Linked DNA regions of Homo sapiens: region 2 is linked to region 1. Evidence: chromatin contacts called from ENCODE Hi-C or POLR2A ChIA-PET data. All regions are on one chromosome and are shown on one strand. The core of a region is the stretch at or near the end of the contact, and the rest is flanking DNA. Distances in the headings are between cores, read along the strand shown.

Evidence for each region. A loop is a pair of places that touch in the nucleus more often than their neighbours do. ChIA-PET counts read pairs that join two places held with the same protein, here RNA polymerase II (POLR2A).
Region 2: a loop to region 1 is called in a map of CD4-positive, alpha-beta T cell, with 6 times the contacts of the local background. The contact joins the promoter of CLEC11A here to the promoter of CLPTM1 in region 1. A Hi-C loop is called at or near these places in 1 of 168 maps with a recorded cell type or tissue (CD4-positive, alpha-beta T cell). POLR2A ChIA-PET finds 5 or more read pairs at or near these places in 1 of 52 experiments (HCT116).

The regions. Positions count from the first base shown.
Region 1 is chr19:44,953,889-44,956,886 of GRCh38, reverse strand. CLPTM1 (CLPTM1 regulator of GABA type A receptor forward trafficking) reads right to left here and starts at 1,507. Exons shown (of 14, transcript NM_001294.4): 1 at 1,420-1,507. The coding sequence starts at 1,491. RefSeq lists a silencer at 1,255-1,584.
Region 2 is chr19:50,721,941-50,724,938 of GRCh38, reverse strand. It overlaps CLEC11A (C-type lectin domain containing 11A), which reads right to left and starts at 1,575. Exons shown (of 4, transcript NM_002975.3): 1 at 1,267-1,575; 2 at 848-1,034; 3 at 338-529. The coding sequence starts at 1,413. RefSeq lists silencers at 7-66, 107-226.

The DNA.
Region 1 (2,998 bases), core at 258-2,757:
AAAGTGTCGGATCGTGCAAGACTGTGATTTATTAAAGAATTTGTACTTTGTCCTAAAGGCAAAGGGGTAACTCTTGATTGTTTTTAAGCAGAGTTGGTACAAGAGAAGATCAGAGTGCCATCTGGAAGCTCAGGGCAATGAGAACAACCTGGGCCCTGGTCTCTCAAGCCACCATCAACCCAATAATCAACAGAAACCCAGAGGGGAAACGACCTCCTTTCAGCAAGACTGGGAAACCCTTGAAGACAGGAACTGAGCCTTCATTCCAGCACTAACTCAACAAACATTTCCTAAGCTGTCCCTGAAGCCAGGCCCTGGCTGAGAATGCTGAAAAGATTCAGAGCAGATACAGTGGGCTCTATCACACAAATTTCATCCATGTGTCCTACCCAAGTGATACCACTTGCTCTTTCTCTGGGCTCCCCCAGTCCCTGACACAGACTTTTGTCACCAACCTAATCATTCAGGATTACAACTGTTTACATGTCAGTCTCCTCTCTTCGTCCCCTGACAGCAGGGATATGGCTGGCCCTCCTGTCCAACCTCTGCATTTAACACGGGAGAGATAAAGGCCTAAAGAGGGAAAGGAACTTGCCCAAGGTCACACAGAGAGTCAGCTTCATTCTCCCCTCTCAACCCGCACTCCTTTCCCCTGAGCTGCCTCCCACATGTCAGTGACATCCCAGTGGGTGGGTCGACAGCACCTTCATGTCTCTCCATCTATTCCCCAAATGCCTGAACGGTAGCTGCCTGAAATGGTATGCTCTGCAGTGTGTTAAGACAGCAGTGGGGCAGAAGTCATCCGCACCAGGACTAATTAACCCATAGAACTATTTTACATTAAAACCACAACCATACCAGTCCCTGTGTCAGCAGTGTCTTGTAACTTCTACATAAAGTTACAAACCTAACCAGGATGACCTTCTAGAAGCGCCTTAGTCTCACTGTTCCTTGAATTCCCGTCTGTAAAATGGGTCTGTCGGCCGTGCCCTGCTAATACTGACTTCCCCACAGCTAGAAAACTCCCAATTAATCACTGCGCACACCTCAAACACTACAACGAGACCTGAACGCCAGACCACTCTAGGAACGGCCTCAGAGCATGGAATCGCGGAGTTGAGAACCCAGCGCGCCAAGGTACAAGCCTGCGCCCCTCCGAGCCACTGTCTCCCCGGATCGAGCAATGAGCCTGGTGGCCGCCCGGCTCGAGCGTGCAGGGGAACCGACCCGCAACAGGGCCCTGTTCCCGGCACCGTCCGGCCTCCCGGGCGGTCCGGCCCTGCCTGGGCCGGGTATTCAAGGTCCCTCTGGCCAAGGAGCCCCCAGTGCACGGGATTCCGTGACAAGAGGTAGGACACGCCCCGTGGGAGGCCCCCCGGCTGGGGAAGAACCCCCTCAGTCCCCTCTCGGCCTCCGTACCTGACCGGAGCTGCCTCCCCCGGCCGCCACCACGGCGCTGCGGGCCCCGTCCGCCTCCTGCGCCGCCGCCATCTTCCCGCTCCGGGTCCCCGCCCCCGCCGCCAGCCCCGCCCCGTCCCCGACTTCGCAGCGCAATCGCGCGAGATTTCACGCTTTCCTAGCCCCGCCGGGCCACCCTATCCGGCAAGAGTGCCGCAGCCACGCCTCTCAGGAAGGCCACTTCCGGCTATGGAAGGACCAACCTGGCCACCGTACTCGTCTTTCTCCCAGCCCGTTTGTTTCCACCTAATAAAAACACTGTATGCTCCGAACTCCAGGACTTTCTCGGCCAGCATGTGCCTCCCGCAAGTTCTGTCCCTTCCGTCCCTTCACATTAACCCGCCTTTTCGGTTATATGAGCCTTTCGGGACATCCTGTCCGCTTCTCCCTGCCGATTCTTCGCGTCCTTTTCGTTCCATGTTTCTTGAGCTTTACCGGCCACTGTACGGCTTCGAACCACGCCCCTCTTTCGTCAGAGGAACCTTTCTGGCCACCGTATTCTGATTCGAAGAACTAGCCTTTTGCCCAGCACCCTTGTCTTCTGACCCCTCTTCCTAAGACAACTCTTTCGTTCAAGTCTCCTGAGCTCATATCCTTTCTGTGTTTTTAGAGTTCCAATTCCAGGGGTCTTACGGCCAACAAACCTCCGATGAGACCCTATGATACACCCCCAAGCCTTCGGACTGCCCTGCCTAGCACGCATGCGCGTTCCCTCAGTGGTCCAAACCTCGCATCCGTGGGCTAGGCTTCACGGGCTCTGAGAATTCCACAATTTTTCATTAGCTGTGTGTCTTCGTACAGCTCTAAACCCGGCCATCTGCTGAGAGACCCTTAGTTTGGAGAGGGTGTTACGGAGGCCCAGAGAGGACAAGACTCTCAGAGGCTGTTAACTGTTCACCCGTGAAATTGGGTGGATGTCTGGCCAGGGTTCTAACCCTTGTGGTGCTACTGACTGGATAAGATATCCTGGACAAGTGACGTCTCTCTCTCTCTTTTTTTTTCTTTTTTAGACGGAGCCTCACTCTCCCCCAGGCTGGAGTGCAATGGCGCGATCTCGGCTCACTGCAACCTCGGCTCACTGCATCCTCGGCCTCCCGAGTAGCTGGGATTACAGGAGCACGCCACCACTCCTGGCTAATTTTTTTTTTTTTTTTGAGACGGAGTCTCGCTCTGTCACCCAGGCTGGAGTGCAGTGGCGCGATCTCGGCTCACTGCAACCTCTGCCTCCCGGATTCAAGCAATTCTCCTGCGTCAGCCTCCCATTTTTTTTTTTTTTTTGTAAGTAGAGACGGAGTTTCACCGTGTTGGCCAGGCTGGTGACAAGTGACATCTATGTTTGAGCCTCAGTTTCTCCCCTTTTATAAACCAGGGATATAATCGTACTCGTTCTTCGTCTTCCCGTTTTGCCCCGCTGTGTTATTGGGAAGACGTAGTTAGATGGCGAATGGAAAACATCAGGCCCTGGGCCTCATGCTTAAGTGGTCAATATTTGGAGCGCTGTGATTATGAACCTTATATATTACCTGGAAAAAGAGTAAGC
Region 2 (2,998 bases), core at 326-2,825, 5.8 Mb before region 1:
GAGGGAGGCGGGGCCAGGAACTCATGGGGAGGGCTGGGAGGAGGCGTGGTCAGAACCGCGGGAGCCAGGAGGTGGAGAGTCTGGTCCGCCAGGGGCGGGGCCAGGCGGTGGGAGCTGGACTGTAGGGGGCGTGGTGCTGCCCCAGTCGGGTCCGCGCGGGTCTGGAGTGCCCACCCGCTCCCTGCATTCAGCCTCCCAGCTCTCTAACCCCGTCCGCTAGCACACAGCAGCTCTCCCGAACTCTCCCGCCCCGGACACCTAGGGTCACCTTCTCAACCAGTCCCATTCCTGGCCCAGATAGTCTCATTTTTTTCCACCCCGCGCGCCGCGGACTCACCCTCCAAGCGGCCGTGCTCGCGCTCGGCGCGACCCTGCGCCTCCTGCAGGGCTTGCACGGCATCGCGGGTGTCGCCTGCCGCGTTCCGCAGCTGCCGCAGCCCCTGGGTCAGCTCGACCACGCGGGTGTCCAACGCGTGCAGACGGACGTGCAGCTGGTGCAGGCCTGCGTCCAGGCCGGCCAGGCGGCCCACTGCGGACAGACAGGGATCATGCTGGAGGGGGAGCCTGGAGATGCAGCGGGGGGCCTGAGGACCTGGAGAACTGGGATCTAGGGCTCCTGAGGGCGGGGTGGCGGTGGGGGGGGCACCCCGGACTCCTGGAAGGTAGGGTCGAGTGGCCCAGGCCTTTAGGAGGCATGGCCGTGGACCTGGGGCTCCTAGGGGTGTGGGGGCTCTGGGCTGGGCAATGGACAACTGAAAGGCCACTTGGCAGTGAACCGACCCTTCATTTTTGCGAAAGTGACCGCGGCGGCCTAGGAGTTTGGGGGTGAGGGCTTCTGGTTACTCACGGATGTAAGTGACGATGTCCTCAGGGGTGGGAGAGGGGCTGGGGCCGGAGGATGGGGTTGGCGTTGCTTCCTCCTCCTCTTCCTCCCCCTGGTCCTCCTCCATCTCCCAGTCCTCTTTTCCCTCAACAGTTCCGGCAGGATTCTCATCCCCCCTCCCAGCAGGCAGTCCTAGGGCTTCCTGCAGATGCTGGGGCAGGGGAGGGGTGGTGAGCCCCAGCCTGCCACCAAGATGCCCCATTCACCCCTTTCCAACTCATAACTCATTCTCTGCTGCCTGAGTCCTGTCTCTGAGCCCATCACCCTCCCACTCCTCTGAGACTATCCCAATCGCTCCTCATTGTCCATTTCCCTAACCTTGCAATACCCCCTCCCAGACCCACAGTTCACCACCCATAGCTCCCTGACACTCCAGAGCTCACCTTCAGCATCAGGGCCTCCCTCTCCCGCTCCTCCTCCTGGGCACCTCCCCAGCCTCCCTCCCACTCCCTCTCTGCTCCCCGAGCCCCATGGCCAAAGCCCAAGAGCTGGGGGACCACCAAAGCCCCCAAAAGCCAGGCTGCCTGCATTAAGCTGGACTCTTGGCACCCAAAGTTCCAGATGTCTGGATGTCTGGGGTGGGAGGGGTGGCCTCTGGGAACTGCCGAGTGCCCCTGCCCTGTGTGCAGGTCACTAGCCCCCAGGTTCCCGATTCTCCCAGCTTCTCTCTTCCTGTTCCTCTCCTCGTCTCTGTCCGGTCCGTTGGTCTCCTCTGCTTCTCTGTGTGTGTCTCTCCCCGCCCCTCTTGGCTCCCCGGAGGCCCTGCCTCTGTGGCCGGAAACCTCCAACGTTCCAAAGCCTAGATCCCGCCTTGGGTCTCCTCGCACACCCTCCTCTTTCCACTTTCCAGAGCTCGCTTCCGCCCTGCTCTTTCCTTCTGCTGTAGCCCAAAGATCAGATAATCAGGAAGAGGATGGAGCTGGCTCTCCAAGGAATCTTGGAAAACACAGGCCCCGGCCTCAGCCCAGGAACCCGCTCAGAACCATCTCGGCAGTGGTGGGATGCTGGGACCGAGCACTGCTCCCTTCTTCCCTGCCTGGCCATTCCTAAGGAGGGGCAGACCTCAGGGTCTCGCTGAGGTTGTTATTACCCTGTGGCCACCATCGCCTGCACACTCAATGGAGGAGACTCCAGGGCCCCTCCTGCCCCCTAGATTGCCCATCCTACCCTCCAAGCCCTTGTCTGGAGATCCAAGTGAGTGTGTGTGGGGGCAGGGTGACACATGTGAAGAGCACGCGTGTGACTGTGTGCATGACCCTGGAAGACGGGGCTCGGGGATTAATTGGCCACTTTACTAGAAGCCTCCTGCAGGCCAGGCTGTGGGCTGGGTGATGCTGGGGACTCCAGCTGCTTGCAGACCAGCAGCCAGATAGCTCCGGGGATGAGGGGGCTGGAGATGGGAGAGGGTGAGGAGTCTGGCGGAGCAGTCAGGGAAGGTTTCTCCAGGAGGTGAAATCGACAGACGCTAGGTTGTGTGCTCAAGGAGCTCTGAGCATTCAGCAAGCCACCTCATTTCAGCCTGGACCACTGCAGTCTCGCCCTCCCCCTCCTTCCTCCTGAGCCCCTCCAATCCCGGCTGCTTGCCGCAGCCAAAGCAATCCTTCCAAACCATAAATCAGATCACATCACTCCCCACTCCCCTGCTCCCCCACCTTCCCATCATAAGCAGGAGGGAAGCCAAGCCCGGGCCTCAGTCCTCAGCGCAGCCTACCATGCTGGGGGCTGGGAAGGAAGAACCCTTTGCACCTCTGCAGCCTCATCACCCCCATTCCCTTCACCCACCCCCAGCCTCCACCTTCCCTGGCCTCTTGGCTCATCCCCAAATACTAAGCTGATTACAACCTCAGAGCATTTGCACTAGCCCTTTCCTCCTTCTAGAAGCCTCTTTCCCCAGCTCCTTCTCATCATCGAGGTCTCAGCTCCAGGAGGTCTTCCCCAACCACCTTATCTATTCCGCAAGTTACTTTATTAAAATGCCCCATTTCATCTTTTTGGTATAATCAAGACTGGCATGATCTTGTTTGTTTATGTCTGTTCCCTGCCAATGAAAGCAGGGATTTTTATGCACTGATGCATCTCCTAGCACAAGGCCTACCTAGCACATAGTAGGTGTTC